Linked DNA regions of Mus musculus: regions 1, 2 and 4 are each linked to region 3. The links are chromatin loops, found by intact Hi-C in ENCODE. Cell type or tissue: heart. All regions are shown on one strand. Region 1 overlaps Trpv4 (transient receptor potential cation channel, subfamily V, member 4). Region 2 holds the start of Tchp (trichoplein, keratin filament binding). Region 3 overlaps Oasl2 (2'-5' oligoadenylate synthetase-like 2). Region 4 holds the start of 2610524H06Rik (RIKEN cDNA 2610524H06 gene).

Evidence for each region. Hi-C counts contacts between places; a loop is a spot of excess contacts. Peaks named below come from ENCODE experiments on the same cell type or tissue, not always from the same donor. Only the 100,000 strongest peaks of a DNase experiment are listed, where the experiment ranks them.
Region 1: it touches region 3 in a loop (9-fold over the local background); 4 of 42 quality-filtered maps call a loop at or near these places.
Region 2: it touches region 3 in a loop (2.2-fold over the local background); 10 of 42 quality-filtered maps call a loop at or near these places.
Region 4: a loop joins it to region 3, with 9 times the contacts of the local background. A loop is called at or near these places in 9 of 42 quality-filtered maps.

Annotation. Positions count from the first base shown.
Region 1 is chr5:114,635,671-114,643,670 of GRCm38, forward strand. It overlaps Trpv4 (transient receptor potential cation channel, subfamily V, member 4), which reads right to left. Exons shown (of 16, transcript NM_022017.3): 3 at 4,454-4,626; 4 at 640-792. Among named protein-coding and RNA genes, the nearest start is that of Trpv4, 19 kb to the right of the region's middle. In heart, no CTCF peak of the experiment used is centred here; DNase peaks (open chromatin) are centred at 3,227 and 3,931; H3K4me3 peaks cover 651 bases; H3K27me3 peaks cover 6,783 bases.
Region 2 is chr5:114,702,835-114,710,834 of GRCm38, forward strand. It overlaps Tchp (trichoplein, keratin filament binding), which reads left to right and starts at 4,945. Exons shown (of 13, transcript NM_029992.2): 1 at 4,945-5,126; 2 at 5,820-6,004; 3 at 6,473-6,683. The coding sequence starts at 5,820. It overlaps Gm34931 (a long non-coding RNA gene), which reads right to left and starts at 4,985. Exons shown (of 3, transcript XR_387595.3): 1 at 4,911-4,985. In heart, a CTCF peak has its summit at 4,897 (motif pointing right); DNase peaks (open chromatin) are centred at 4,947 and 6,675; H3K4me3 peaks cover 1,632 bases; H3K27ac peaks cover 868 bases.
Region 3 is chr5:114,899,081-114,907,080 of GRCm38, forward strand. Oasl2 (2'-5' oligoadenylate synthetase-like 2) reads left to right here. Exons shown (of 6, transcript NM_011854.2): 2 at 662-950; 3 at 2,160-2,335; 4 at 5,752-5,996; 5 at 7,583-7,724. Among named protein-coding and RNA genes, the nearest start is that of Oasl2, 6.1 kb to the left of the region's middle. In heart, a CTCF peak has its summit at 3,576 (motif pointing left); no DNase peak of the experiment used is centred here; H3K27me3 peaks cover 95 bases.
Region 4 is chr5:114,821,043-114,829,042 of GRCm38, forward strand. 2610524H06Rik (RIKEN cDNA 2610524H06 gene) reads right to left here and starts at 2,426. Exons shown (of 2, transcript NM_181075.3): 1 at 2,271-2,426; 2 at 895-1,683. The coding sequence starts at 2,403. The coding sequence ends at 1,397. Gm46920 (a long non-coding RNA gene) reads left to right here and starts at 2,688. Exons shown (of 2, transcript XR_003955777.1): 1 at 2,688-2,747. It also overlaps the pseudogene Ywhaq-ps2. In heart, CTCF peaks have their summits at 3,431 (motif pointing right) and 5,424; DNase peaks (open chromatin) are centred at 2,459, 5,399 and 6,619; H3K4me3 peaks cover 2,400 bases; H3K27ac peaks cover 1,449 bases.

The DNA of each region.
Region 1 (8,000 bases), 260 kb before region 3:
AATCACTGGAAGGTGGTGCGCAGGGTTGATGTGAGATTTGGGGTGCATGACAGCCAGAGCCTGCTGTTCAGTGCTCTTAACCGCTGAGCCATCTCTCCAGCACCATAAATTTTTTTTTAAAAGAGTCTAGCAGGAGCACAAGCTTGAGGGCCAGTGATTTGAGCACACAGCCTGGAAACAATGGCCATAACATTATAGAGGACCCCCATCCAGCCAACAAGGTCAGCCAAATCTAGATATCCTGGCCAAACCACCCCGAACACAGCCATGGACTTCACAGACTCTGAATGTCGGTATTTTGCAGTCTCAGGCCTTGGTTTACAGACTCTCTCAGAAATGGGGAGCACAGAGCTGACGCACATGACACGTTTGCCTCCCAGAACTGGAGACTCAACACCATGCCCTGCAGAGCCTCAAGTGGCCCAAGGGTCCAACCACATGGCCTCTAGGGCTTCAGTTTTCTAGCTCAGGTACCAGACAGCAATGGGCGATGTATCGCAAAGGCTTGGGATCTCCCGTTCTGAAATTCAGAATAGTGGAGTGCGAGAGGTAGCTGCGGCACATCCATCCATCCATCCACCCACCCATCCATCCGCTCACGCATCCGTTCAGTAACGGCGCATGCGCGGCCACACCCACCTCGGTAGTAGATGTCTCTGAAGGGCGAGTTGATGAATTCACGCATGTTGCCGGTGCGCTCCGCAATGTCCAGCAACACCGGGATGGTGTCGTTGCGCCCGTTGCTTAGGTTCAGCAGCGCCTTGGGCAGGCAGGTCTTCCCCGTGGACGGCTCTGAGAGAAAGGGGCAGGAAGAGACAGGGCTCAGAACCTGGCTGTGAGTGTGGGGCAGGAACAGGAGCCCAGGCTGGGCTGCCACACCTGCCTGAGATGTCTTCCTGGTGCTTGGTGGAGACACAGCTGTCTTCTGTTTCTGACGGTGTCCGTGGACTTATGGCAATAGATACTCTGTGACATATAGAAAGCCACAGCCTATAGACTGGCTCGGACTTAATCACAGTCGGGGAGATTTCTCTTTGACTCGGGGTCTCATTACGGAGCCCAGGCTGGTCTTGAACTCTCAATCTTCTTGTCTTGGCCTCCCAGAGTGCTGGGATTACAGGGTTGTGCCACCCTGCACTTGAGGGAAGTTTGAAATTTTTATTTTATTTATCTGTATGGGCGTGTGGCCTACACATATAACTATACACCGTGAATAGGCAGTGACCATGAGAGTTGTATGCAGAGATCAGATCCCCTGAAACTGAAGTTACACATGGGTGTGAGCCACCATGTGGGTCCTGGGGACCGAGTTCAGGTCCTCCGCAAGAGCAATCAGTGCTTTAACCACTCAGCTGTCACTAGCTTGTAGAGGGAATCTTTAAAGGGCTGTGTAAGTACACTGTCTCTGCCTTCAGACACACCAGAAGAGGGCATTGGAGCTCATCACAGATGGTTTCGAGCCACCATGTGGTTGCTGGGATTGGAACTCAGGACCTCTGAAAGAGCAGTCGGTGCTTTTAGCAGCTGAGCCATCTCTACAGCCCCTTTAAAGGGCTTTGAAATCTGAGCAGATGGGAAGAAAGCTAAACACTAACCATGCTGAGATACAGAGAGATGGGCCATGGTTGCGAGCCATGTTTGCATGCAGGTATGCATGCGCATTAAAAAAAAAATGTCAACCATACATCTTGTTGTTGATTTTTGTTACTGTTGTTTATTCTGAGACAGAGTCTCACTATGTAGCCCAGGTTATCCTGGAACTTATTCTGTAGACCAGGCTGTCCTTGAAATCACAGCTCTGCCTGCCTCTGCCTCCTGAGTGCTGGGATCAAAGGTGTGGGCCACCACTGCCTGGCTCAGACCTGTCAGAGCCATTCTCCCCCCCTCTGTGCTTCCTATGTGTGTCTGCATGGAGGCCTCGGGCCAGCACTGGATGTCTGCCTCATCACTCTCCGCTTTACTTTCCAGACAGAGTCTCTCACTGAACCTGCAGCTCACTGGCTCAGGGAGGGTCTGGGTGGCAGGGGGTAGGCGTGGTGGGTAGGTGGGTGCAAGGGGTTATCTGCCTGTTCCCACCTCCTCAAGAGTGGGAGATCCCCGACATGTGCCACCTTGCCTGGCTTTTTCTGTGGATGCTGGGATCTGAACCCAGGTCTTTTTGCTGTCACAGCGGGTATTTTACCCCACTGAGCTTGTGAGAGCCTTTATCAGCTCTAAAAGCAAGACGCATGTCAGGTAGCACTTGTCCACACATGAGAACCCAGAAGCCTGTCCCGTGAAGCATTTACACCAGTGTCGCTAGAGGGGAGTGAAGGGCTGACCACAATGCTCCCTAAAGCTTGGACTGAGTATAAAGAGGGGCACAGTGTGTCTGGGGGGTCTCATAGACACGTAAGTGTAAACATTTTCCATTCCTGTCCAACATCTTTCGAAGTCTGAGTGGGCCCGGTGCCTGTCACCTCTCCCCAATGTTCACCAACACCCTTTTCTAAGTTCCTTTCCCTTGCTACGATGTGTTTGGCTACAGGAACTAGCTTCCGTCTCTAAAGAATCAGTAAAATGCAAGCGCCCACCAACACCACCAACCAGGCCTGGGCGACGGATCCAAGGTGGGAGCCACAGACATGGGGTGAGGGTGAGCTTTGCCGGCTGACCCTCAGGGTTGGAGTCCTGGCATTATCTCTCATCAGCAATCAAGGGGACATCGGTGAATCAACCAATATTGTGATTCACAGGACCCCAGGCATCAACAAGCCCCCCTTAAATGTCAATGCTGGGGTTAGCATCCTGTGGAAGGAAATGTAAGGCCCCCTCCCCAGATACAGGGAGAGCCTTAAGCCTCGGAAGCATCCAGCCTGACCCCCACCCCAGCCTTTCTCCCGTCTTCTGGGCAGCTGGCCCAGGCTAACACCAGCCAGCTGTTCACGGAACCAATCCGTGGGTACAGCTTCCCATGGGCACCAGGTGGGGGCTGCCCTGAATGCTGGCAGAGCCCCTGGGGGCTGTGCAGATGCATCCCCAATCTCTGTCATGGGGTGGTATCAACCCTCCATTTTACCAGTATCACCAGCAATATCAGCTCTCCATGGTAACACAATTCCCCTCCCTGGAGTCCCATCCTGAATTTTCAGCGCCCCCACCCCACCCCAGCCCCACGCCTGTTGCAGCATGTCTGTTTTATCCATTTTTCTGGTACCCCTTTGGCTGTCATCTCTGCCACCATCACCCTGAACCAGGCACTGTCTCTCACAAGCCCAAGATAGCCCCGCCCCCTTGGCTTGCCCAGCCTCTGTGGTCCTTCATCCACTTTGCATACAGCAGTTGCTATAGTCATCTCAGAGGTCATGGAAAGCCACGGGGTCTTTGTAATCACTGTCCCTTCATAGCTATCCAACCTGAAACACTCCTTCGTCCCTTTTCACACACTAATGTAACTCTCTGACTGGGGGGTGGGGTGGGGGGGTGTGAGGGGTTGTTTCACATCCCCTGACTAGATACCCTTCACCGTTTGTAACTCAGTGCTTGTTTACGTGGTCGCAAGATCAATGCCGGTCCCTCCTGAATAACCGAGAGCCACTTAAGACCGAATCTTATATGCCTTGCTCAATTCCTCATTTTCAGCCCCACCTCACCTCCACCTCCCTCCGGACACCAGCCCAGTGTCTGGTACTTCTTCGGTACCCAGTGGCATCTCGCTGAATTAGTAAGAACTCACTAAAGGAGCCACCCAGGCACCTTCCGTGATTCCAAATCACATCTGGCATAAGGGGAATCGGGTCCTGGGTCCCGGCTTCGGCTGTGGAACCACTGCTAAAGAGGAAGCAGTTCCTCAGCTGACCACCAGGTGGCGGAATGTCTCTGGTTATGGAGCCTGCTGGAGCCCGGCTCTAAATGGCCCATTGACAGAGGTTGTGAACTACCCCGAGGGCGTGTGGGAGGGGTGGGGCAGAGATTCCAGATAACCCTGAAAATCAGATGAGCTAATCAGCCTCCAGCCAGAAAAACATGCAGGGGAGGATGCAGGTTTTGTGGAGCCCTGCAAAGGGATGTTGTGGGTGGCGACTGAGGGAGTCGGGCCAGGGAGGGGAGCTGGTGAGGGTGAGGCAGATCTCTAGAAGTGCAACTGAGAATCCCAACCGTAACCTTGCCACCTTCCAGCTATCCCGACCCACTGCCATGCTACCCACGGGGGACATGGGATTCCAGCTGCCTGTTTAGAGCACTTCGGGGCTGGGGGAACCACACCATCAATGTGTAGAAGTGTGTTAGAGCCCCCGTGGCTAAACTTTGGTTGGCTACTGCATGAATGAATTCCGTAACGTGGTGAAGGATGCAGGAGTCCAGACTCTACCCAATGATCTTCTGTGTGTTTGGCCCAAAGAGATACGCAAACCGGGGAAGAGGATTACCCAAGCAGAGCAGACCCCTCCCCCTGCCCACTGGTGCGGCTCACCCCGGAACTCCTCATCAGTCAGGCGCTTCTTGTGGGTCAACAAGAAGGAGAGCAGTCCATCTAGGTCCGCAGTGGAGCCCCGGGACACAATGTCAAAGAGGATGGGCCGATTGAAGACTTTGAGGATGGGGGGTGGCTGGGGTGCAGGAGCTTTGGGGCTCTGTGGCTGCTTCCTAGAAGGGAAAAAAGAAGGATACCAGGAGTTTAGCCTCTGCCTGCACTGTGCTCCCTCACCTAAGGTAGTCAGAGGTTGGGGGAAATGAAACCCAAGGGACTAAAGAATACTATGGGATGCTTTGCCCAGGAAGAGGTAAGCTGGCCTACTGTGTGTTGGGCAGAAAAACAGGAAAAGGATGCAAGCCTGCACATCCTCTAGCCCACCCACCTCCCCCCTCCATCTAACCACTCACTCACTCAGTCACCTATCCACCCACCCATCCATCCATCTGTCCACCCACCCACCCACCCATCCATCCATCTATCCACTCACCCACCCATCCATCCATCTACCCACTCATCACCCATCCATCCATCCCTCTATTCACCCACTCACCCCTCCCCCCACTCACCCCTCCCTCCATCTTTATGCTCATCTGTTCATCCTTCCACCTCACCACTCGCTGCCTACCCCCTTCATCCCTCTCACCTGCCTATTCATCTTCCCCGTCCTCCATCTAACATTTACTGAACACCTTTGTGTGTGAGAGACAGGGTCTTGTGTCACCCAGACTGGCTTTGTAAGGGACATGCAACCCAAACTGATCTTGAATGTCCCACCTTGGCCTCTTGAATGATGGGACGTCAATGCAAGCCACTATGCCTGGCTTATGCAAGGATGGGAACCGAAGCCGGGGCCCTGAGCATGCCGGGCTGGTACTCGACCACCTGAGCTTACCATCTGGCCTTTCATGAGCACTGTCTGAGGCGAAAAAAGCCTGGCAGAAGGCAGGGGAAGGAACTGGTTCACTCGCTCGCTCCCTCATTAATTTCATCATCCAACGATGTTTAGGACAGAAGAGGCCATAAAAGCGGGGTATTAGCCCAGAGCCCACTACACACAAGCATGCAATACATGTTAGCCAAAATCACCATCATTCCTGAGAACCACGTGTCTGAAGCCTGTGTGTGCAAGGCAGAGGTGCTGAGCCACAGAGCAAGGCAGAGAAGCGTGACAGGACCCAGAGAGGGCTGAGGAAGACAAAAGAGAGACATCTGTATAGTCATTCCGCAAACATTAATTGGGCACCAGAGAGAAAGAGCTAGCCTGGACACCATGAGGACAGAGATCCTCTCTCTGCCATGTTGCCATCCAGCCCAGGCTGGCACAGATGGGATGCATCAGAACTTATGTGAATAAGAGAGGCAGAGAGGGGCTGGAGAGATGGCTCAGTGGTTAAGCGCACTCTTCCAGAGGTCCTGAGTTCAATTCCCAGCAACCACATGGTGGCTCACATCCATCTGTAATGGGATTTGATGTCTTCTCCTAGTATGTCTGAAGACAGCTACAGTTTATTTAATAAATGAGGGGGGGAGGGGAAAGGGGAGAGAGAGAGAAACAGAGAGAGAGAGAGAGAGAGAGAGAGAGAGGAAGGAGGAGAGAGAGAGAGAGAAGATGGGGGGGGGGAGCAGAGGACCAGGAAGGAAGAAGAAAAGGAAGAGAGCAGCTACATAGGGCATGAAGTGGGAGGCCTGGTCTCCTTCATCCCTCTTCTCAGGGCCCAAAGGCACTATGGGAAAGAGGATGCTGGCCATGGAATGCTCCACAGAGCAAGAGCTGGAGCATCCTCCAACCAATTTTCCTGATCCTCTGACCCTCTATATAAAAAGAACTTGGTTCCCACCTGATACCACTGGATACCACTGAAAATCTTTAGGACCCCAATTTTTGCCTTGGTTCCCCCCCAATTTTTTCGAATTCCTCCAGGGAGCAGGCTAGGGTGCACCCTCAGGAAGGCTTGAGGGAGGGAAGGGAGGTGGTACAGTAGGACTCCCTGTTGCTTGGGGCCTCAGTTTCCCCATCTGAACAGTGACTGGACAATGTCCCTCACAAGTGATTGACTACACCGCCTTGGTCCTGATGAGTTACACTCTTGCACATCTGGGCCAGGGATGGCTGCCTAACCATGTGGTTGTCCTGTCTGGGTGCCACCTTCCTGAGAAGTCTTCCAGAGCCACCTCTCCTGTCCCTTATTCCTTGTCTGGCATTAGCGCCTCCCCGTCTCGAATCACAGATCTTCACTTGTCACTGCTCCGATTGCATCCCAAACCTGAAGGCGCTTCTGAGTCAGGAGCTAAACCTGGCCTGGCTCACTGCAGGCTCCTTGGGACCAATCAACTCCACCTCTGGGGAGCTGTTTGCTGTAGCAGTCCAGACATCACCCATGAGCCCCTGTGGACGCTAGAGAGCCATCTCCTAGCTATGTAAGCACGGAGAAGAGCTGCCCTCTGACTGGAAGCCAGTCTTTGGTCAGCAAGGGCCTAGGAGAAGACGCCACAGCTTCAGGCATCTCCAGACTTCGGGGTGGTACTCTTGGATACATGTGGAGGCTCTGAGGGGTTTTTAGGTAGGAAAAGGGCTCATGTCCAAGTCTGAGTCATTTCAGGACATATTACAGACAGCAGAAGGGACCTAGGAAGGATGTAACCACCTATTCAACCAGATCAGAGGCAGTTCACGGCAGGAGGAGCCTGGGGAAGTGTCTGCACTCCACACATGACAGACACCATACTGTGACACTCTACTTAGCAGAGGCCATGGAGAAGACAGGCCCAGATCATGGTGTCTGGGACTGAAGGTTCCTGTCTGCAACTGGGTTGGCGGAGACAACATCCTGAGAGGGCCTGGACCATCACTCATGGGGGCTTCTCTCCACTCTTCTACCTTCCAGCCAGGCCTCCTTCTCGGGAGAGAAAGGATTAGCACCCGACGCTTCCACACATATGAATGGAGAGATGAACAAGTGGATGATCTGTGGCCACAAAAATGGAGCTGGGTGGATGTACCTGAGGCTAGAACAGAGAGAAGAGGAGGAAGGGAAAGGAAGCAGGCAGCCGTCAAGAGTGGATGAGTGCAGTGTGGTGCCACACACCCGTAACCACAGCACTTAGGATGCTGAGACAAGAGGATTGAAAGCTAAGGCCAGCCTGAGCTGCAGACCGAGCCCTGTCTCAAATAGAGAGAGAGAGTCAGAGAGACAGAGACAGACAGACAGAGACAGAGAATGACAGAGACAGACAGAGTACTGATGAATGGCTGGAGATTATATAGACATTTTGAGAAGTAAATGGTAAATTGGAGGGAAGTTGGCTATGCAGATGGACAACTGGACAGGTTGGAGACAAGAGGGTCAGACAGCAGGGAGCCACCTAGACAATCACATTCTGGAGGAGCACACTGGACATGCGGAAGTAGAAACTGGATGCGTGCGTGGACAGGTGCATACACACGTGGATTATAATGAACAAGTGCACCTTTGGCTGTGTAGGACAGACAGACAGACAAGTAGATAATGGGCTGGTGGATGGAAAGGCGAGTGAAAGGCCAGGA
Region 2 (8,000 bases), 200 kb before region 3:
ACATGCCACTGAATGGAACTGTGCCTAAAGCCCACACCCATCCCTGTCATTCACAGGGGGTGGAGCTGTACTGTGGCCACCTTGGAAGAAGAGGGATTTACATCGACCAGAGAGCACAGCCCTCTAACGAAGACTCACAGGCCATGCAACCCAGTGAGTCCCCAGCTTCTCCATTAACAGGCGATGTGCAGTAAATTGACAATCGTCACACACCACAGGCTGACCATGTCCCTGGCATTGTGTATAGAGAGCAAGCAGTTAGTGGACGAGTAACCGTTTTAGCTGCAGTTTATACACAGCAAACTGAAGCTCAGCCTAAAGCACTCTTGGAGTCCACAGGGACTCCTTCCACCCAAACAAGCTGGGGTCTAAAGATAATACAGGCAGACAGAACAGGGAGGGGCATTCCATCAGACAAATGTATCCCAGCAGACGGAAGCAGGTAGGGCTGTCTGAGGTGCCGAACAGAAGGATCCAGCAAGAACAGAAGGTTCTGGAATGACATTCCATCTGTAGCCTCTTGTTGTACATAAAAACTAGGGACAGTCGCTCCATGATAGGCGGATAGAGGCCTCCCAAGGGAGGTCCCTCCTGATGCCCAGAACTGGTGACCATGTGACTAAATGTGGCCAAAAGGTCTTGGCAGATGTGACTAGGGTAAAAGGGACCTTGAGGGTGGTCCCAGAGAGCTGGAAAGTGACAAGGAGTTAGGGGATCGGTTCAATTCCCAGGACCATAAGAAAAACCAATACAGAAAGCAGATGCACAGGCCCCATCTATATCAGTAAAACAAATAAGTCAGCACTTCTTTGGGGGGCGGGGAACTGGGTCTCGGTCTCTGTTTCTGACAGGGTTGTAGTGTACAACCTAGGCTGGCTTAGAAATCATGATCTTCCTGCCTCAGCCTCCTGGGTGCCAGTTACAGGCATGTGCTGCTAAGCATCAGATAATTTAAAGTCCCCCCAAGTGCTTCTATCGCAAGTGACACAACTGTGTAGCCTGGGACCCATTGGTGTTCCATTTCTCAGCAACAGTGACAGCATTACACAAACTCCAGAGTCTGTGGTGAAACTGAAAACCTAGAGAAACAGAACACAAGGCCGGGCCGAAAGCTGCCCCCAATGCTACTGGCTGTCTTCAGCGAACACCCTGAATGGCGTTTTGTTTTTTCTCTCCTGAATACTTATTGCAAGTTTGCCTGTTACAAAGCTGGGCTCTTAGAGAAAGCCTATGAGCTGACCTTTGTCATCAGGGAGGGTCATTATCTTAGCCCAAAAGACACTATCGAAGCCAGGGCAATTGATACTGAGATGCTGAGAAAGCCGAGAGCAGGTAGGTAAGCATGCCCTAGAGAGCACCAGCTGGTAAAGTGAGGACAGAGCCCGCTGGGATGGCTACAGCTGAGCTGACAGAGAGCACCTCCTTGTCTGTGCCTGCCTCCCCATCCTGTCTCCTTCCAAGCCAAGACAGACCCAGGTGCAAGCCACCCTCTCCCCACCTCGCTTTCTTGCTAGCCTTCCCCTGTTAGTCCCTCACTGGCCTAAATACTAAACATTAAAATATGGAACATAAATATTTTATGCTGCTAGACCTCCTTATAAAGTCAATCTGCTTTGTATTTGCAGATGTGTGTGTGTGTGCACACATGTGTGCAGGTGCATGCTTCCACGGGCATGCATGTGTGTGTGTGCACATGTGAGTGCAGGCCACAGCATGTGTGTGGAAAGCAGAGGACATCTCTCAGGAGTTGGTTCTGAAGTTTCCATCTTGTTTGAGGCAGGGTCTCTCTGGCTTCACCGGCCAAAGCATAGACGTTGTCTTATCTGGTCTATGAGCTACCTCTACCTTCAATCTTACCACAGAAGAGTTGAGATTACAGACCAGTGATACCACATCTGATTTCCTTCCTTCTTCCTTTCCTTCTGTACTGGCTAGTTTTGTGTACAACTTGACACGGGCTGGAGTTATCACAGAGAAAGGAGCTTCAGTTGAGGAAATGCCTCCATGAGATCCAGCTGCAAGGCATTTTCTCAATTAGTGATCAAGTGGGAAAAGGCCCCTTGTGGGTGGTGCCATCTCTGGGCTGGTAGTCTTGGCTTCTATAAGAAAGCAGGCTGAAGGCTGGGCGTGGTGGCACATGCCTTTAATCCCAGCACTCGGGAGGCAGGGGCAGGTGATTTCTGAGTTTGAGGCCAGCCTGGTCTACAAAGTGAGTTCCAGGACAGCCAGGGCTACACAGAGAAACCCTGTCTCGAAAAACCAAAAAAAAAAAAAAAAAAAAAAAAAAAAAAAAAAAAAAAAAAGCAGGCTGAGCAAGCCAGGGGAAGCAAGCCAGTAAGTAACATCCCTCCATGGCCTCTGCATCAGCACCTGATTTCTGCCCTGCTTGAATCCCAGTCCTGACTTCCTTAGTGATGAACAGCAATGTGGAAATGTAAGCTGAATAAACCCTTTCCTCCCCAACTTGCTTCTTGGTCATGATGTTTGTGCAGGAATAGAAACCCTGACTAAGACACCTTCCTTCCTTCCTTTCTTATTTCCTTCCTTTCTTCATATTCCAGGGATCTGAACTCAAGTTATTAGACATCTCCCAGAGCCTGGGTTTTGTTTTTTTGGGTTTTTTTTTTTTTTTTGAGACTTATTTTATAGCCCAGGCTAGCCTGAAACCCATAAGCCAGCCATATCCAGCTTTGGCACTGCGGCCGCAGCAGGGAAGGGGAATCAGGATAGGGAGGGCCTGGGCTCTGGCCCCACATCCATGGATCTTGGTTCAAATTCCAGCCTTCACGCCTCAGCTGTGGTTCCTGGGGCAAGGGAGAATACCTTTGTCTGAGGCTCGGTTGAGACTCAAATTGGGATAATCAAATCTCTCTCCCAATTTCTGGATGGAACAGACACTTTACACATAGGCTAACCAGCTATAGGTGGCAGCTTGTGAGCCAACAGTAGCTGCGGTGCCAGTGGAACTGTTAGCCAGTGTGAGGTCCAGGGACAAGCTGTGTGTGAGGCATAAGCCCTCGGGCCCAGAACTTGGGAGGCAGAGGCAGGAGGCCAGTATCAACTACACAGTGCCCTCTAGCTTGGGTTGGACAGCAAGACCCTCTTTCAAAGGAGGAGAGGGAAATGCAGGAGGAGGAAGAGGAAGAGGAGGAGGAAATGCAGGAGGAGGAAGAGGAAGAAGAAGAGGAGGAGGAGGAGGAGGAGGAGGAAAAGGAGGAGGAGGAAGAGGAGGAAGAGGAGAGGAAATGCAGGAGGAAGTCCCTGAAGTCATACCACTCTTAGGAGCAGGTGGGTTTCTATGGCAACTCTACTGTAGAAGAAACTGAGGCCCAGAAGGAAGCAGGCTTGCCCAAAACAAATCAGAAATGAACCCCAGGTTTCTCCGGATCTAACTCACATATGCCTGAGGTTCTCAGTACAGCTCAAGGAGTTGTCAACAGATGTGTGTACTGGGCTCCTTCAATGGCCTGATGGCTCTTTCTGGCTTAATCATGCCAGATGGGGGTGCCACCTCCTCCCCCATTGGAGACGGAGCCTGGGAAAGGGTAGCCCTAGGGTCAGAGAGTGACCAGCCCAGGTTGGCCATCTCTGGCATGCTGCAGGTTTGAACCTGGTTATTGGCTGTGGAGAGCCAACAACACTGTACAGCCAGCTCCAGGTGAAACAGAAACATCAGGCAGGCACCACGAGGAACAACAGAATGGAGGAGTGAGAGAGCAGAAAAACTTGGGAAGCAGAGGCAGAAGGAAGTGGGTGGGAAAATAGAAGAAAAAAGAATGATCGAAGCTGGGCAGTGGTGGCGCATGCCTTTAATCCCAGCACTTGGGAGGCAGAGGCAGGCGGATTTCTGAGTTTGAGGCCAGCCTGGTCTACAGAGTGAGTTCCAGGACAGCCAGGGATACACAGAGATACCCTGCCTCAAAAGGAACAAAACAAAACAAAACAAAAAGGAATGATCGAATATTTATCTATATCTTTACATTCTCGTGGAGGGCACTATTTTAGTATTATTTAGTAAAGTAAAATACTATTTTAATATTGTACATTATTTTAGGGCTTGAACTCAGAGCTTTGAGCATGCTACATATGCCCAATCCCTTTTTATGTCTTTCTCTTTTTACTGGTATTAGGTAGTTAATGCATGGACGTAAGCAACCATGCGAGTTACAGTTATTAAAACCTTTGTACCCAAGCCGGGCATGGTGGCACACACCTTTAATCCCAGCACTCAGGAGGCAGAGGCAGGTAGATTTCTGAGTTTGAGGCCAGCCTGGTCTACAAAGTGAGTTCCAGGACAGCCAGGGCTATACAGAGAAACCCTGTCTCGAAAAACCAAACCAAACCAAACAAAAAAACAAAAAACTTTGTACCCACTACCAATTTTTTTTAAAGATTTATTTATTTATTATATGTAAGTGTAGCTGTCTTCAGACACTCCAGAAGATGGAGTCAGATCTCATTACTGATGGTTGTGAGCCACCATGTGGTTGCTGGGATTTGAACTCCAGACCTTCACAAAGCCACCGTCAGAAGAGCAGTCGGGTGCTCTTACCTACTGAGCCATCTCACCAGCCCCTCACCACCAATCTTAAGGCTACAGTAGTGTACCAATGACGGAGGTCATTACAGAGGCCAGCGGTTCTCGGGTTCTCGGCCTCCGTTGCCTACGGGACACACCCGCGGATCTTTGCAAATCATTTATTTCCTCACTCTGGCCAGGGGATGATTCTCATTAAACCTACCCTCACTCCTCCACCTTCCTCCGGTAACCCCACCCCCACCCCCCCACCCCCACCCATCATCCTGACTGGGTCACTAAGGTTTCTTTTCCTTACCCTACATCAAGGACTAACAAGTACTGTCGATTTACCTCCCACCGCCAGGTGGCGCCAGAGAAAAAAACCACCCACCATTCCTTTTTCCTGGAGAGCGGCGGGTGTCGCGCGGGAGGAAGTTTGTCCATCGCCGTGCTCCGTTGTCCCGCGGGCTGCCCGGCAACCGGCGAGGAAACGGCTGGCGTCTGTGCAGTGGGCGCCTGGGGACCCTCGGAGCGAGCGGGCGCGTGATCGAGCTAAGGCCGGCGACCCTTCTCCGCGAACTTCGGACACGGAGTGCATGAGTCAGAGGTTAGGCTGGGCCGAGGGGCGGGGACGTGGCATCCTTGTAGCCGCGGGACCTGTAAAAAGTTGTATGCCTAGCGCTTGGCACATACCCGTCATCTTCACATCATTGTCGCAGGTTATTTCTGCTTGCTTTTTGAGACAGGGGGCTTTCTGGTTTGCTCAGGTTGGCTTTGAACTCCTGGACTCAAGTGATCTCTTCACGCCTCGGCTTCCAAAGTACGCGGGACCGCTGGGGCATGCCCCTGGGACCTGCTTGTCACTGTAGTTTTTATGCAGAATGTAAAAAACCTCTATTTCCTATCCCAGGCATGTCAGGACATTTTCTATGTCTGCAATCTCCCTGATAATGGCTGGCCACTACTGGACACAGTGCACGTTTATTTAAATTGATAATTTGCAGCCTTGGTGGCAAATCTTTTAAAACTTTCTGGCATGGGCCTCCTTCACAAAATTTGATCATTCGGTTGTCCTAGGGTGGGAACGTGGGCCTTAAAGCTGTGAGAAAGGTGCAGCCAAGGGGCGAGTGACATCAATAGAGAGAGGAGGCATCCGAGTGGGAGTGGGGCTTTAAAACTGTGAGAAAGGTGCAGCCAAGGGGCGAGTGACATCAATAGAGAGAGGAGGCATCCGAGTGGGAGGGGGGCGGTCCCTGGCTTTACAACTGGCTTACTTTCTGCCCACTGCTGTTTCCTTCAGATGGCTCTCCCCACGTTGCCCTCTTATTGGTCCAGCCGGAAACACATGGATCTTCGCCAGCGCCAGCATCAGCAGGAGGACCAGTTTCGCCAGCAGTGGGAACAGAACAGTCGCTATTTCAGGACCTGGGACATCCACAACTCGAAACAGATCGAATGGAGCTCCAAGATCTCCTACCAGCGGAGGCAAGTGTCTGTGTGTTGTCCTGCCCACTGGTTCCTACCACGGTTCGGGGAATGTAGCCTAGGGGCTTAGGGACTGTGGCTTGAATTATCTCCTGATGATGCTGGAAACTGTGCTGTGCTGGGGAGAAGTACTGTACATTTTGTTTTTTGTTTTTTGTTTTTGTTTTTGTTTGTTTTTTTGATTTTTCGAGACAGGGTTTCTCTGTGTAGCCCTGGCTGTCCTGGAACTCACTCTGTAGACCAGGCTGGCCTCGAACTCAGAAATCCACCTGGCTCTGCCTCCCAAGTGCTGGGATTAAAGGCGTACGCCACCATGCCCGGCAGTACTGTACATTTTAAAAGATAAACCAGAAGGCAGCGCTAGTGTCTTCTCGGTAGGTGTTTAGCCCCCCCCCCCAAGAATTACATAGAAATGTACATCAAACTGTGACCTGGTGTGACTGATGTCCAGGGAACTCCTTAACCTAGCATGCACGCCTACCATTGTGAGAAGATGAAGGAGGAGAAGAGGAAGATTCTGGAGCTCCGGCGGGAGAGGCTCAGAGAGCTTCTCCTGGAGGAACAGGACTTGCTGGCTGCGGAGCTGGATGAGCTCAGGCTGAGCATGGGCCTGCGGGAGCAAAGGCTCCGCGAGCAGCACCAGGACCTGAAGTCAGCCCGAGAAGAACAGAGGAAGCTGGTAACTACCCTAGTCCGGAAGCAGGTTGCAGGGCGGTAGCATCCCCGCCGGAACGGACGAGTGCGCCTACGGGGTTGTTCTCGGGTGCCTGTTCCGACGAGATGGTCAGGTGACTAGAGCCCATGGGGAAAACCGCCTCCAACCCCCCACCCCCACCCCCCAGAGAGGAAAGGCTTATTTTTAGCTCGTGGTTTCTGAGGGTCTCCAGCGATTGTAATGAGGAAGGCATGGAGCCTGTGACCAATGGAGCTCAAGTTGCGCTGGCTCAGGAAACAGGATGTTAGGAAGAGGGTTCAGAGACCCACCACAGTGGACTGTTGCCGCCAGCTAGTACCTCATCCCCTTAAACGCCCCCTGCCTCCCCTGAACAGTGCTGGAAGCTAGGGAGCAGTTGTTTTCAATGTTGCTTTTGCTGTTTTGAAACGGTCTCACTGTGTAGTCCTGGTTTGCCTGGAACTTTGTTTATAGACTAGCCTGGCCTCAGAGTCCCAGAGATCTGCCTGCCTCTGCCTCCCACGTGCTGGGATTAAAGGTGGATCACCGGCCTGGACCAGAGCAAGCCTTTGAAATGTGAGCCGTGTTGAGTTGAGATTCAGCACGTAACAATGATCTGAACCTCATTTGGTAACCTGTTAGTGCCAGCTGGGGTGTATAACCACGTTTTGTTGGCCCTTTGAGGATGTAGTCCAGGTTGGCCAGCAGTGGCTGTCCCACAGCAGACAGACCAGAAATCCCGCAGTTGTTGAGCCCATGAGGCTCAGATATCTCTGCGCTTCCTGCCTGGTGCTGGAGTCTGGGAGGGTTTCTGCAGAACATCTGGCTTTCAGTCTGTGTTAGGACCCTGAAGAAGTTGGAGGTCATTGTAACCTCACGCTTTCCCACCTGGCCTCTTTGTTCCCTGAAATAACAATTCTGAGATTTTTTTTATCTATGAATAAACGCCTACGCCAATAGCTTTGGCTTGTTCCCACGAGCTTATAACTCAGTCATCCTGTTTAAACTAGCCTAAGCCGTGCCACGCTGTTAGTTACCTCTGCTCAGGTTCATGTGTCTGTCTCTGCCGGCGTTGGGGTGAATCTCCTGCATCTGACTATTTCCCAGAATCCTCTTTCTCCCCCCCCCCTCCCCATGCCTCACCTTCTAATCCTGCCTCAGCTCATTGGCCAGAGGCTTTTTTGAGACCTGATGCTTCCACACAGTACACTGCAGAAGAGTCTCTCTGCAGGTAACACTGGCCACGGTCATAGGAGAGATGAGCTTGCCAGCACGAGTAAGGGGAAGCAGACAGGAAGCCAGCATCCACTCTTATGTACCTTT
Region 3 (8,000 bases):
AGAAACAAACAACAAAAAAAGGAAGTCCAGAGCTGGGTGTGGTAGCGTTCACCTGTAACCCCAGCAGTCGGGAGGTTGAGGCAGGAGGATTACCAGTTTAAGACTGTTAAACCTGTTCTTATAGCAAGTTCCAGGCCAGCCGTGACTGCATCAGTGAGGCACTGTCGAGGGGTCAAGAGGAGGAGCTGAGGTTTAGACTCTCTCATCTTCTTTGGTTTTACCTTTTTTTTTTTTTAAACTAGCAGAAAAAGGATTTTGTTTCATTATAGCATTTTTCAAGTAGCAATTTGTTTTGGGCTAGGGATGTAGTTCTGAGGTTGGTATGTTTTGTGCCTAGAATGGTGGCTACCTGTAACTTAACTCCAGAGGCGCTCCCTTCCACCTCTCTTCTGGCTTCTGAGGATAGACACCAGGCACACCTATGGTGTATGTGTACATGCCGACAAAGCAGCCATACACATAAAGTGTTGCCCTTGTTGAGATTTCAGAACATTTGGGTCTCTCAGTTTTGGATCAGGGATGCTCAGCCCATAACGCCCACAGCACAGGTCTCTCTTAAAGGACTGTACAGAGAACTTACCATGAATGGGTCTGGCTTAACTCTCAACTTCAAAGCATCAAATCTCAGGAGAGGTAAATCTGCCATTGTCACCTTCCACAGGGAGGCTCCTCGGGAAAGGGGACAACGCTGAACCACAGATCTGACCAAGACATGATTCTGTTCTTAAGCTGCTTTTCCAGTTTCGAAGAGCAGGCGAGAAACCGGGAGGTCGTCATCAGCTTCATTAAGAAGAGGCTGATTCATTGTAGCAGAAGCCTGGCCTACAACATCATTGTCCTTACCCACAGAGAGGGCAAAAGGGCCCCTCGCTCCCTCACCCTAAAGGTTCAGTCCCGGAAGACTGATGACATTATTTGGATGGATATCCTCCCAGCTTACGATGCTTTGGGTAAATCCAGTGGAAGTTTCAGTTTAAAGAAAGAATTCTGGGGTCTTCCTCTAGCAAGATTCCTCTGGAAGATTGCTTTGTAGATAGATAGGTGGGACTGAAATCATACTGTGAAGATGGATAGACTTCCATAATAAATAAATATCCTTGCATGGGTTCCCATGTCCCAGTGTTACATGGGGAGGAAGGATTTATCATAAAGAATGAATTCCTACCCACCCTCTGGAAAACACCAGGTTAGGCAAACATTCCAAGGTCTTTAGGGTCCAACAGAACTGTATTAGACCCTTTAAAACAAGGCTCTCAAGCTGGGTGGTGATGGAGCAAGCCTTTATTCCCAGCACTTGGAAAGCAGAGGCAGGTGGATCTTTGTGAGTTTGAGACCAGCCTGGTCTACAGAGCAAGTTCCAGGACAGTCAGGGCTACACAGAGAAACCCTGTCTCAAAAAGTAAGTAAGTAAATGAAATAAATAAGCAAACAAATAAATAACAAGACTCTCGTATTTTACAACTTGTATTCCTCTTGGGCCCACACCTTAGCATGCTCAAAATCGAGCATACTAACTTACTACATGGGATAATGTTGAGTCATCAGAACTGATATTTGCTCACATTTGAGATACCAGACGGCGATTGCCTGTGCTTGCCTTTAAGTTTACCTCCTTAATGGAGCCGATCTGAGGATTTCATGAGCCTGAAGGTCTACCTGACCATCCCGGCCTCTATTAATTTAGCTTTGAGGTGGGGGAGGGGGCGAGGTAAGGAAGGCATAGAAAACAATGACTGTGATCCCAGCTCTCAGGAAGCCAAGGCAGGCAGACCACAAGCCTAATGACAGCCCAGGATCCATCACAGAGAGACCCTGTCAACGAAGAAGAGGGGCTGATGAGATGGCTCAGCGGTTAAGAGCACTGACTGCTCTTCCAAAGGTCCTAAGTTCAATTCCTAGCAACCACATGGTGGCTCACAACCATCTGTAATGAGATCTGACGCCCTCTTCTGGTGTGTCTGAAGACAACTACAGTGTACTCACACACACACATGAAAGAAAGAAAGAAAGAAAGAAAGAAAGAAAGAAAGAAAGAGATCTAAAGAAAAGAAAGAAGGGCGGGAGGGGTGGATGAGAGGGGATGAAGGAGGTGTAGGGGATTCCCTATGTTTCCAATCTCAAAAGGTAGAGTTTCCTGACCAGTTAGTTTCTCCTCCCAGGACCTATTTCCAGAGACTCAAAACCAGCACCGGCAATCTACGAGACTCTGATAAGAAGTAAGGGCTACCCTGGTGACTTCTCACCAAGCTTCACAGAGTTACAGAGACATTTTGTGAAAACTCGCCCAGTTAAACTGAAGAACCTCCTCCGGTTGGTGAAGTTCTGGTACCTGCAGGTAAGAGCTGGGAGGAGGCGGAGCAGAGGGTACGCACGCATCTGTAGCCCAAGCTTCTCTTAGAAATTGGGGCTGGAGGTGTGGCTTGTTGGCAAGGTACTTGCTTGGGATGCGTAAGGTCCTGGGTTCAATCCTCCGCAACAGCAAGAGAGATCGAGTGGGGATACAAGAAGTGGGTGAGAGGCAGGATAAACAGTGAGTGACCTGCAGGGCCCTGGACCATCTAAGAACCCAGCATCCCTGTCGGTGAGAGCGTCTGCATCTTGTGACACCTGCTTGCAGTGAAACCTTCCCCCAAGTGCGATTAAGTGCTCACTCAGATGAGGACAGGCTGCCTTCAACAAGCCTCAGATGTGTGGCATTTTGATAACAATAATAAAGCCACCATTGTGTCAGACTAATTGGGTCCCATGATCTAGGCTATACATGCCAAGGGACCCCGTTTTGCCTTCCTTCCTGTTTCTTTACTTTTTTTAATTGGTTATTTTATTTACATTTCAAATGTTATCCCCCTTTCCCAGTTTCCCCTCTGGAAACCCCCTATCCCACCCCCTCCCTCCTTCTGCTGTTTCTAATGGCATGTATCCCCGCCCTCACCCTGGAGGTGAGAAAACTGAGCTGAGATTTGAACACGAGTCCCTGACTCTAGAATCTGTGCTCGTAAGCAGTCCCAGGAAATGTTCTTCAGTTTAGCATTTCTTTCTTGCTATCTGACTAATTGCAAAGAACTCATTAAAAAAAAAAAAAGTCGAAAAATGCTTAAGGAAGAAGGAGAGATTTGCACACGGTCCCCAGATAAACCTGCGACAGTACTTTGGCTTTTCTTTCATGTTTTACCGTCATCTGTATTCCCGCAGCCCATACCTGGATGTTAGATAACTGGAGTTACCATGCCAACTCACCGCAGTTTTGGTCCACCCTTTAAACACACACACGAGCTGTTGTCCTTGAGTCGATGGTGAGAGCTCCGTCCATTCATGTTGTCCACACACTTTACTTTGTGTCTTCCAGTGAACTGTAAGACCTCCCAGGCTACAGGTATTTACCTCCCTTCCCATCAGGGCTACAAACATTTTCATCCAGCCACCAGCCACGTACTGGCTTTAACCAGGCCAGCTCTGAAAACAGTAGGCTGGAGAGAAGGCTCAACAGTTAAGAGCACCCACCCTTGCACCAGACCCACTTTGGGCAGCTCATAGCCACTGTCACTCCAGCTCCAAGGGATTCAGCACCCTCTTCTGGCCTCTACTTGCATTGCATGCACATAGACACAGACACATAATTTAAGAACAGTGATTTCTTTCTTTTTTTCTTTTTTTGCAAATTATGTGTATAGTGTGTATGTATATGTATGTATCTGTGTGTATCTGTGTCTGTGTGTAGGTCTCAGGATGGTTGTCTTTCTCAATCTCCTCCATATATACTAGGACAAAGTCTTTCAGTTGACCTTAGACCCTAGACTTGTCTGCATGGCTGTCTAACTAGCTAGCTTTCTCTGGAGAGCCCCTGATTCTGCCTCCAAAGTACTAGAATTATAGGCAGGCATGATACCCATATCATTATGAGACTTCTAAGGCTCTTTTTCCCACCTCCCTGGCTCATATTTCTGTACATGAATATTTCTGTCATTCTCTAATAGATTTTACTTATCTGGACCCCCCCTCTCTCCCATAGAAAAATATATGTGGTTATTTAAATATTGCAATGGACCCATAATAAAAACTTCAAATAGCATAAAAATGTATAAAAATGAAGGTAAACATCTTTGTGTGTATGCATGTGTGCATATCAGTGTGAAAATAGTGCATATCAGTGTGAAAATAGTGCATATCAGTGTGAAAAGCTGCATCCACACTCATAAGGGGAACTCCGATTGGACTCAGTGTGTGTGTACATGTTCACATGTGTGTGCATGTGCATGCGTTTATGCAGGCGTGTGCTTGTGTGTGTGCATGTGTGTGAGGGGTAAATTTGCAGCCACCTAATTTTTCTTATATGTTTAATATATACTTAATTCCATTTTTAACTTCTTGTATATGACGTGACTTTGGCAACACCTTTATTTCCTTTCAAATAACTAACAAGTTGTCCATCACATCTTGAACTATGCATCCTTTCTCGCTGAACTAAAATATTACATTTGCTAAAACTATTAAAGCCACAAATCTAATGAGAACTAATTCTAAACAGTCTACGCTGTTATACTTGGCTTCCTTTGTAAGTCCTGAGGGATTGAACCCAGGACCTTATGCAAGCTCGATAAGTACCAGGCTGTTAAGCCACATCCCCAACTCGTGACTCTTGTTTATTCTTATGCCAGAAACTGCTTCTTCCAAGTAGAAGGTGAGGATTCACTTCCAAAGTTGGCCTGTGACATCCACATGTGCACACCCTCCTCTCTCTCTCTCTCTCTCTTTCTCTCTCTCTCTCTCTCTCTCTCTCTCTCTCTCTCACACACACACACATCACTGGGAGCCATGTATGGTTGACATACCTGTATTCCCAACACCTGGAGGGCTGAGGCTGAAAAACTGCAAGTTTCAGCCTAGCCTGGGCTACACAACAAGATTCCATCTAAAAAATAAAACTCATCAGGATTTTAACTAGCATCTACTACTGCTGTTTCACCCAGTGGACACGGTGTCAAACTGTCATCTAGATTCTCACATTCAACTCACAGGTTAGTGTGTACCTCTGTTCTTGGCAGAGAAGCACTCCTTCCCCCTGCCCCCCTCCCCAGTGCACAGGATGTCACAGACAGCAGAGTACTGGGCAAACATTGTGGGAAAGGAGGTAAGAGGAGCCTAAGAACCAGCAATGGGAAGGATGGCTACAAAATAGCATCTTATGGGCATGTCGGTCTCACTGCCAAGGTGCCCACAGCAGCATCTGGCTGCAGGAGACCTGTGCAAGATTAAGCTAGTTAGTGTTCTAGCATCCATAGGGAAAGCAGAGAGCTACTGGCCATCAGTGGCTGCTGGGAGAGGGATTTTCCTCAGAGATGTGGTTCCCGACCTGTGCCTACTCTGGAGGATGGCCCTACACCCATGCACACAAGGAGAGCTCCAACTGAACTCCAAGGGACATAAAGAGAAGGAAAAGAGGACTGGAGAAAGATGGGGGCATGAGGAGGAAGGGTGGAGGGACGTGGCTATGATCAAAATACACTCTATACTAGTATAGAATTTCAAATATACCGCATTGCCTCCTCCATTCTAACTGGAAACTGTAGATTGATTGATACTCGGACGGTCCGCAAGGAAACCCCCGTGCCATCAGCCCATGTAGACCTACCATGTCCTGGCTGTGTCACATAAAGTAACAAGGGAACCTGAAAATTCCTAGAGCATCAATCACATGAAATTCTTATTCACTCTCTCCCTCTCCCTCTCTCTCTCTCTACCCCCCCCCCCCAGTGCCTGAGACGTAAATATGGAAGAGGTGCAGTGTTGCCCTCAAAATATGCTCTGGAGCTGCTGACCATCTACGCCTGGGAGATGGGTACAGAGAGCAGTGATAGCTTCAATCTGGATGAAGGGTTCGTAGCCGTGATGGAGCTCCTCGTAAACTACCGCGACATCTGCATCTACTGGACCAAGTACTACAATTTCCAAAACGAGGTCGTCAGGAACTTTCTGAAGAAACAGCTGAAGGGAGACCGGTGAGTCTATCAACCACGTGACTTACGGCTCTGAGGCCTAGAAACCCTGACTGGAGTGGCTTGGGGAAAATAAAGGGTTTCACGTACTCGAAAACATTCAGGGGTCACCAAGTCACCAAGTATGGCCTCCACATCACCAAGGTCTTGTAAGACCCCAACTCAATGTGTTTCTTAGACCCCTAGAAACGAAACCCAGCATGGAGTTCTTTGTTCTTTCGCCTTCAGCCTGAGAGAACGATGACCACTGGGTGACCCACCCAGGCGCCTGACCCATAGTGTAAGGGAACAAGAATGTTTGCCAAAGATAGCCTGTAACCTTTCCGTGGGAGATGAGCTGTAATTCACTATCCCCATTCTTACGATGTTTACTCAGCTTCCCCATTCTTTGTGGTCTTATCCTCCCCTCACTTTGTGGTTTATTCTTTAAAAACCCTCGACTGCAACTGCTGGGGGTCGATCTCCTCTGCCCCTGTGTGGGTTATGAGCTCGGCCTCAGCATGCTGATTCCCGAATAAACCTCATGCGATATTGCATCAAGAACAGTTTCTCTCGAGTTATTGGGATGTTGGCTCATCCCGGGACTTGAGCGAGGTTCTCCCCGAAACGGGGGTCTTTCAGTCTCTGTCTGTGAGTGGTTCAACCCTTCCCTACCCAGGGTCTTCCAGTCAAGTTCCGATTTATCGCTTCAAGGTTGCAATGGTTCTAGCTTTCTCCTCTAGACACCTAGTTGCCAGTATAAGATTGCTTATGTCTAGTAAACTCTCAGAGATTCATTTTCTGGAGCTTGCTGAGGTTATATCTCCAATATCTCCAATCCTCCCCCTCTCCCACCCCCTTTCCGTTCACCCTCTTGCTACAGCTCCACTTGCTCCGGCCCGCTTGCTCCAGGGCCCTCTATCTCCAATCCTAATGGAAGGGCTTTGCTTGCAGGGGTTGCTTCTACTGGGCCATCTGAAGAATGCTCTCTGTTGGCCCCACCTTCAGTTTTAAATGAGGGAGTTAATTATGGAGTATACTGCAAGCAGAAATAAAGGAAAAGTAACACGCATCAAGAGAGAGACTTTGCCCTTAGCAAAATAATGTCATCAAATCCAGCAGAGACAATTGAGTAGCCTCAGCAGGAGAGAGTCAGCTTCCACCCCACCTACTCATGGCGCTCACAACATCCTGCAGAGGTCAACTGGGGAAGCTGAGGCAGTCAGCTGGAGTTCCCACTTTTTCTCCAAGGATGTAGCTCCCCTACCCTCCGAGTCTGTACTTCCAGCTTTCTGTTCCCACTGTAGCATGGGGTAACAAAATTGCCCCTCCCCGCTCTTTGGGGAGGGGAGAGGGGGAAATGACAAGGATGGTAACCATGGTGACAACACTGGCAGACACAAGACAGCCTTGCAAGAAAAGTTTGAGATCCACGTTTGGCTCTGAAACAGTGGAGGCTGCGGAGGCCCGCCTCCAGAGACAGCTTTTTAGTGATCTTAAACATCCCGTGACAATTTGCCCTTATAATGCGTTTTATGGTTCCACAGAGACGAGGGCCCAGAGGCCAGTATCCTGACTGTAACCGAGATCTGCCATTTTCTCCCCCCCAGGCCCATCATCCTAGACCCAGCTGACCCCACCAACAACCTGGGAAGAAGAAAGGGATGGGAACAGGTGGCTGCAGAAGCTGCTTTCTGCCTGCTGCAGGTCTGTTGCACGACTGTAGGCCCCAGCGAGCGCTGGAATGTACAGGTACTATGCATACTATCTCCTGGTGAGAACTCACGCTAACACTCATTTAGATCACGCTCTTCCCAAGGCATCCCAGCAAGGGCTGTTATGCCTTGATTCCTCAGGAAACCGGAAGAGCTCAAGAACTGCTAAGTCTGCTGCAATTTGCAAAAGTCCTTTTATTTCCAGTCTTGACTCTGATCAATGGAAAACCCCCTACAGTGTAGGTTGAGAGTGCTACTCCCCACCCCCACCCCCCCAGCTTAGCACTTATATACAGAGCAGTTAGAACATCTT
Region 4 (8,000 bases), 78 kb before region 3:
CGATGCTATCTAGGAACCCTTGCTGTGTAAGAAATGCTAAAACTTGTCAATTATGAATGGCCATCGCTGAGAACAGAGGAGGGATGCAGGATGAGCCTGGCTGCCTAGGCTGAAGCCACAGAGTGAGCAACAGAGGAGCTCACACACCCCCAGGACTCCAGGTTCTCGCTTCAGCAGGTGCGCCAGACAGCACACAGGGGTGCAAGCGCTGGCTCCCAAGCCTAGAATTGACCCCAGGAAAAGCAGCTTCCTGAGGACCAGATGTAGACGCTCGACTCGCCAGCAAGAAGGACGCCAAAACAGGATTCTTCTGCATACATTTATTGGAAGAGCTTGATAGTGAAAGCGAAAGACCCCGAGGCCAAAAACCAGTGCTGCTTATATAGGCCTAGGATAGGCATGTCTACACCCGATTGGTTATGCTTTCAGTACCTCATTTACATGCCTCGGGACAGGCAATGTCAAAAAAAAAAAATACAAACTCTACTGCACATGGGCACTTTGGTTGTTTACCCATATTCATAGGCATTGGCTTATTGAAAGCAGCGCCATCTTGTAATGGCGTTTATTGGCTTCCCACATCTCCCCCTTTTTTATTCAATAGAAAAGGCCTAATCCGACCATCTACTCTAGCACTTCCTCAGCACAAAAACGATCAAGAAGGATTTAGAAGGGCAAATCATGATCACCCTACCGAGTGCGATGAGGAAACCTCAGCAGTGTGCAAGGGCTGTTCAATGATCGTTGAGTCTTTCTCATCCCAGTGCAATGGATCCGTAGATCCGTGGGGTGCAAGAGCAGAGGACTTAGATTGAAAGACCCACAACGGAGGACTCCCCCACGTTCTGACTCAGGAGAGGCGACACCCCAAAATCACCCACAAGAAACGGTCTTGCTGCAAACTGCAAGAGGATTTTTATTCAAGAGCGCTCTCAGGCCCACGGTCATACACCACACAGGAGTAGAGGACCGTGGCGCGCCGAGTAGCTGGATAAGGGGGTATTTAAAGGAAGAAACCACAACTCAAGGAGGTGGGAAGGGGGTTGTTGGAAAATACCAAAAATACCAGTTAAGAGTCACAAGGAAGTGCAAAGTCACAAGAGTCAAGAGGAATACCTGGTAATTGTGAGGGTTATTTCTCAAGACAGTTTCTAAGAGCCCCTAACAATAGCACCTTTGAATAGCGGGTTCCAGCAATGGTCAGGGTGGGTCAGGGTGACTTTCTTTGAATGAACACTCTTTGAACCCAGAAAGCAGGTGGGTGGAGGAATGTCGTTATCTGTTTTATTATCACAAAGGCCACATTCCCAAACCTGGGCCTAAAGGCCTAGAATTTTGTTTTTAAGTTTTACTCTTTCAAGATGCCGACTAATTCTTGAGCATAGATAACCAAACTTCAGGGAAGTGCTTGAGTTATAATCACCTTGTCACGTTTTTGTTGGGTTCTGAATTTGTAAACCAACTGAAGCACGAATACCAGTCCACAGCATATAGCAGCACCAAACAAAATCACTCCCACCCATTCCTTAAAGTAAGAAAATGCAGAGGTAAGCCAAGAGGTAAAGCCTCCAAGGGTCACTGGTTCCACTCTGGTTCGATTAAGCTTCTGGATCTGTATTTGCAGCTCCTTGTGCAACCTGTCCAGCTCCTGCGACCAGTTCCCCTTCAGATAATTCGATAAATCTGTAGTTTTAATAAAAGAATCATTAACATACCCAATGGGAGTAATGCACATATGCAGGGTTGATGCCACACAACTCATTTGTAGGACATCCATCATCTGTTCCATGTTATGTTGTAAAACATCCACTCTTTGATTCACTAACAATAACCCTGAGGCGATATGAGAATCACCACTTGTAGAGGCCCAACTCGCCAGCAAGAAGGATTCTTCTGCGCATGTTTATTGGGAGCTTGATAGTGAAAGCGAAAGACCCTGAGGCCAAAAACCAGTGCTGCTTATATAGGCCTAGGATAGGCGTGTCTACACCCCATTGGTTATGCTTTCAGTACCTCATTTACATGCCTTGGGCCAGGCAGTGACTCTGCCAAAAAAAAAAAAAATAAATAAACCCTACTGTACATGGGCACATTGATTGTTTACCCATATATATATAGGTGTCAGCTTATTGAAATCAGCACCATCTTGTAATGGCGTTTATTGGCTTCCCACAACCAGAGGCCCGGGCCTGGGCCCGCCCCCGCCCTGTACAAGCTCCCCACGCCCGGATCCCGCTGCAAACGCGCACCCTCCGCACCGCCCCGCTTACCCAGGCTCTGCCTCCGCAGCACCTCGTAGGACCGGCTCTGCTCCGGCGGCAACCCGGGGCTCGGGGCCTCGGCTCGCCCCAGCAGGAGGCTGCAGAGCACGGGCAACAGCCGCATCCATCCTAAGCGCAGCATCACTGAAACCCGCGCTGCAAGGAGCGAGGGGACGCCCCTTCCGCCGTAAGCCCCGCCCCTAGACGTTGCCGTTCCCCCCCCCCCAGGTCCGCCCACTCCGCTCGCGCAGTTGCCACGGAAACAGGACCGGTAAGGGGGCGAGGGGAGGAGCCATCCTGACCAACTTTGGGGGTGGGATGGTGAATTATGGTTGCGCGCGGAGGGTTCCAAAACTGTGGCAAGCGCTCGCGTCGGGCTTCCCCGTGGAAGGCTTTGCTTTACACATTCATACATTCATACATTTTCGTATTAAATAGTCAATGCAGTCCGAAGAAAGAGACACCGTAATCTCATTTTTGAAAACTGTAAGTTATTTTAAACAATATTTTCTTAAATGCTTTATTTATTATTATATATAAGCACACTGTAGCCATCTTCAGACACACCAGAAGACGGCGTCAGAAATCACTACAGATGGTTGTGAGCCACCATGTGGTTGCTGGGATTTGAACTCAGGTCCTTCAAAGAGCAGTCAGTGCTCTTACCTGCTGAGCCATCTCTCCAGCCTGAAAAGCTGAGCCATCTCTCCAGCCTGAAAAGTGTAAGTTTTATGTATGTATTTTGCTTCCTTTCAAGACAGGGTTTCTCTGTGTAGCCCTGCCTGTTGGAACTCACTCTGTAGACCGGGCTGACCCAGAACTCAGAAATCCTGCCTGCCTCTGCCTCTCAAGTGCTGGGATTAAAGACTTATATCACCACCACTACTGCCACCACTACAGAGTTTACTTTCCTTCTTCCATATGTGGGCATTTTTCAAGCATATTTGTCTGTGTATCACATACCTGGCAGTGCTCATAGAGGCCAGAAGAGGGCGTGGGGTCGTCGGGAATTGGATTTACAGATGGTTGTTAGCCGCTGTGTGGGTTCTGAGATCTGAATATGGGTCCTCTGGAAGAGCAGTAACTGCCGAGCCGCCTATCCAGCACCTGTAGAGTGTGTGCATGTGCGTGTGTGTGAGACAGAGAGACAGAGACAGAAAAAGTCGGAGAATGATGCTATATGGGTGCAGTGCCTGTGGAGGTCACTAGAGGGTGCTGTGTATCCCTCAGCAGCTGGTGTTATAAGTGGTTGTGATGTATCTTTTGAAATCTCTCGGTCTGGACCACAAACTCATTGTTTCTTATCCTAAGAATTTTAAAGTATATTGACAATACCTCGTGGGATACCACACTAGTCTGTTTGAAATTCAAACCTATGATGGTGGCGGATGCGGGCTATGTTCCTTTCCTTTGGGTTACAGTTGGTGACCAGATGGAAAGCACGCCTGTCTTCCTACCCGTGATGTCCTGGTGTCCTTGCTCCGGGGGCATGCTCACCATCCAGTGGCCAATAAGCATCCTCCATCCCTTTGGCTGCAAAAACTAGTTCATGACCTAGTGAGTGGCCTGAGTTACAGGCAGCCTTCTTCCGAGAGGATTATTATCAATAATTTGTTATTATGAATGAGATGGAGGGGTCTCTTTAAACATCACTGTCCTGGAACTTACTATGTAGACCAGGGTGGCCCCAAATTCATGTAGATCTGCCTGCCTCTGCCTCCCGAGTGCTGGGATTAAAGGCATGTACTAACATGCCTAGTCTATACAATCATTTTTAAGGTTTAGTTTATGTACATGAGTGCTTTGCTTGCATGTGTGTGTGCACTGCATGGGTGCCTGGAGCTGGTGAAGGCTAGAAGAAGTGTGTGTTCCTCTGGAACGGGAGTTACAGATAATTGTGAGCCTCCGTGTAAGTGCTGGGAACTGAACCCAGGTCCTCTGGAAGAGCAGTAAATGCTCTTAACCGCTGACCATCTCATAGCCCCTTTTATACAATCTTAAAATCATACTGGCTGATCTCACTCTTGCTATGATGGTGACATGACGTAAAATTAATCATTTTAGCTACTTTTTTTTTTTTTTTTTGATTTTTTTAGCGAGACAGGGTTTCTCTATATGGCTATGGCTGTCCTGGAACTCACTTTGTAGACCAGGCTGGCCTTGAACTCAGAAATCCTTAGCTACTTTTTAATACAATTCAGCTGTATTAGGCTAAATATAAACCAACACATGTAGACCATTTCCAGAACCTTCTCATCATCTCAAACAGAAACTCCAAGCCCATTAGACCATACATCAACTATCTCCCCTGTCCCCATCACCTAGTGACCCATTTTATTTCTGGCCCCTGCATACTTATCTATTCCATATCAATAGGTCATTATCATATAAGTGGGATGTACATTTGCCTATTTGGCTTTTTTTGTTTTGGGTTGGTTTTGTTTTGGTTTTGGTTTTTCAAGACAAGGTTTCTCTGTGTAGCCCTTGGTTGTCCTGGAACTCACTCTGTAGACCAGACTGGCCTCGAACTCAGAAATCCACCTGCCTCTGCCTCCCGAGTGCTGGGATTAAAGGCGTGTGCCACCACGCCCGGCTCTGCCTATTTGTTAAATAACTATTTTTGTGTTTTCTAGCAATCTTTTAGAACGATCAGAACACACACATACACGAATCCAGTCATAAAACAATTATTTCCTGTGGCCGATCGTCTTTACACTGATCACCAGTGAAACGCAAAGCAATGCCTGCACCTCTCCTGCTGTCAGTACTGAGACACGATGAGCCCACTCACCAGGTTAAAGGTCGCACACACTGTCAGACAGGAGCATGACTTCCTTGGCAAGCTCCCAAAGCAAACGATCCCAGAACCAGGAATCCTAGGGGCTGCAGGAAGCCGCGAAATCCCTTGGAACTCCTAGGGATTGCTGAGGGGCTGAGCCCAGAGTGCTGAGTGCACCCCAATTCCACCTCCCCGAGGGCACAGGACTGGGGGACGGTTTGAAGGCAGTCATTTGCTGTGCAGAGCTCTTCTGTCTGAGCCTGGGAGGAGTCTCACCTGGTTGAAGTGCTCAGCCCCGCCCCCCGTGCCCCGTCTGGCCAACCACAGTCAGAGGTCGGGAGGCCACGCCCCCCGATGGGAGCCAGCATCAGCTCTGTTCTTGCCCCTACTGGCTGTTCCGGCGCCGCCATCGCTCACCGCAACTCTTCATGAGCTATCCCCACAGAGCAGCCTCGTGGCTCTCCTTTAATACCTGAACTTCAAGAATATCTGAGGGCACCTGAAATCCCGTCCCGAGTTCCCCACAGTCCCGCTCATTTCCTAAATGGAGCCGTGTTCCCTTCAAGGCAAACACCACCAGTCGTCTGGTCTCTTTGTTTCCCTGGGCTGGGTTAGAACCAAAGTGAAATCAAAATGAAAATGTACCTTGAGCATGGCAGTGGTAGCGCACGCTTTTAAGCCCAGCACTTGGGAGGCAGGGGCAGGTGGATTTCCGAGTTCGAGGCTAGCCTGGTGTACACAGTGAATTCCAGAACAGCCAGGGCTACACATTGAAACCCCGTCTCCAAGCCCCCCCCCCCCAAAAAAAAGGAAAATGTACCTTGAGATGAATAAAAACCAGGACGACCACACATCAAGCCTCTGTAACGTCGCAAAAGCAGTTTTTACAGGGAAACTGATAATAATAAATTCATTAAGAAGAAAAACAACCGGGCAGTGGTGGCGCCACCTTTAATCCCAGCACTTGGGAGGCAGAGGCAGGCAGATTTCTGAGTTCAAGGCCAGCCTGGTCTACAAAGTAAGTTCCAGGACAGCCAGGGCTATATAGAGAAACCCTGTCTCGAAAAAAAAACCAAAAACCAAAAACAAAAAACAACAACAACAAAAACCAGACCTTAAACAGGCATTGCGATAGACCCCAAGGTATTTGGAGAAAACGAAGAAACCCATCCCAAAGTTAGATGAGGAAACAGATAATACAGGTTAGAGCGGCAATAAACAAAACGGAAAACTGAGAAAAATAAGAAAGAACAGCATTGATATGAAGGTGGGGGAGGATCTCTTTAAAAGTCAACAAAATTGGCAACTCTTTGCTATACTGAGAAAAATAAATTATAAAGGACACTGAACTGATTTGAAGTCATAGCTTGTCACTGTGCTCGAGCTGAGGTGGAGAACGGAGACGCTCGATCTTCTGCAGGACAGGTGCCTAGACACACGACCCTACTACGGTAAGGAAGCAGTACTGTCTCACGATCCTGGGATGACCCTGGCGATCCATGAACTCATTTGTGCGAATGACAGATGCATCCTTTCTGCGGCTTGGCCAAACCCTCTGAGGGATGTGGCAAGACTGACTTCCAAACGCTTGGTCAGCAGGCACAGCGCAAGTCTGACTCACTAGTCAACAGATTCTTCTCTTTCCTCCACATCTTTACTGCCATTGGTTGGGGGTGGGGAGGTTAGCTGCTGCATAGACCCCACCCCTATCTGCAGTGTCTCCCTTGCCATTAATAGCTCAGTCTTATGCCAGGAAGATTCAAGGTTTTTAGCCTTCCTAAATTGTCAAGGTTTGTCACACCTCCTTTTTTTTTTTTTTAAGTGAATTTTTATTGGGAAGGAAGTTGTCAACTTAAACAGCAGCAAATGAAGAATGCATACGGAAACTCCCTGTTGTCACAGAAAGATGTAACCTCCAGAATATGTGACACAGGAGACATTTCGATCTGTGACCCCCAAGCCCGGATGCATTAAGAGCTTTCCCATTCAATCTAACACTTCTGGATTCCTACTAAAAAGGAATTTGTAATAAGAGCATGGATAAGTTGCTTCTGAAAGGAAACGCCCACAAAGGTTCAGAAAAGGAATGTAGAAATCAAGAAGTTATTATTACAATTACTTTAAATTGCAATGCACTACCTTTTCCATATCTTCGCAGTAATACAAAACACAGTCGCTTGTAGAACCGGTTCAGATTACTTAAATACCAAGTGTGCTGTCAGTCCTCTACACACATGTCTGGAGGTTACTCGTGTTTATAGGAAATGAAGCTATTGATACTTTTCTACAGCAGTAACTCCTCACCAGGAAGGCGGAGACAACACAAACCAAGGGATGGAGTTTCCCCAAAGCTGCAGTGTGAAAAGACTATAAAGAGTTGATCCCATACACACGAATGGGCTTCCTTGCTAGAGGAGAACCAAGTGGAATAAGGAATGGAGATGTAAAAAGGTTTTCTTGAGGGGAAGGAGGTTGGTGCCCTGGATGCCTTTAGTTTTCGGCCCCCTCTGCTGCATCACATTCTTCTCCTGCACTGTCTGATGTCCATAACGTTTTAGCCAGTGTGCAGGCAAGCTCTGAATTATTAAGGCTCTCATAGTAAAATACAGAAAAGTTAAGAGCCAGCCCCAGGCGGATTGGATGCGTAGGCTGCATCTCTTTCTTGCTTATATCAAATGCCTCTTGGTAGGCTCCTTGGGAATTTTCTATCGTTTGTTTTCGATCATTGCCATAAGCTACTTCAGCAAGATACCAGAAATAATCTCCCTTCATTTTCAGATAGAAGACCTTACTCTTTGAATTAGTTGCCTTGGCTATTACATACTTATCCAACAATTCCAGGACCATGGTGCAGATGGACCTCAGCTCGACTCCACTTTCTCCCGATGGTCCTTGATCAGCTGCAACTTCTTGTCGGAGGTGTCGGTCTTCTGCTCAATGCTCGAGATGACACTCCAGGC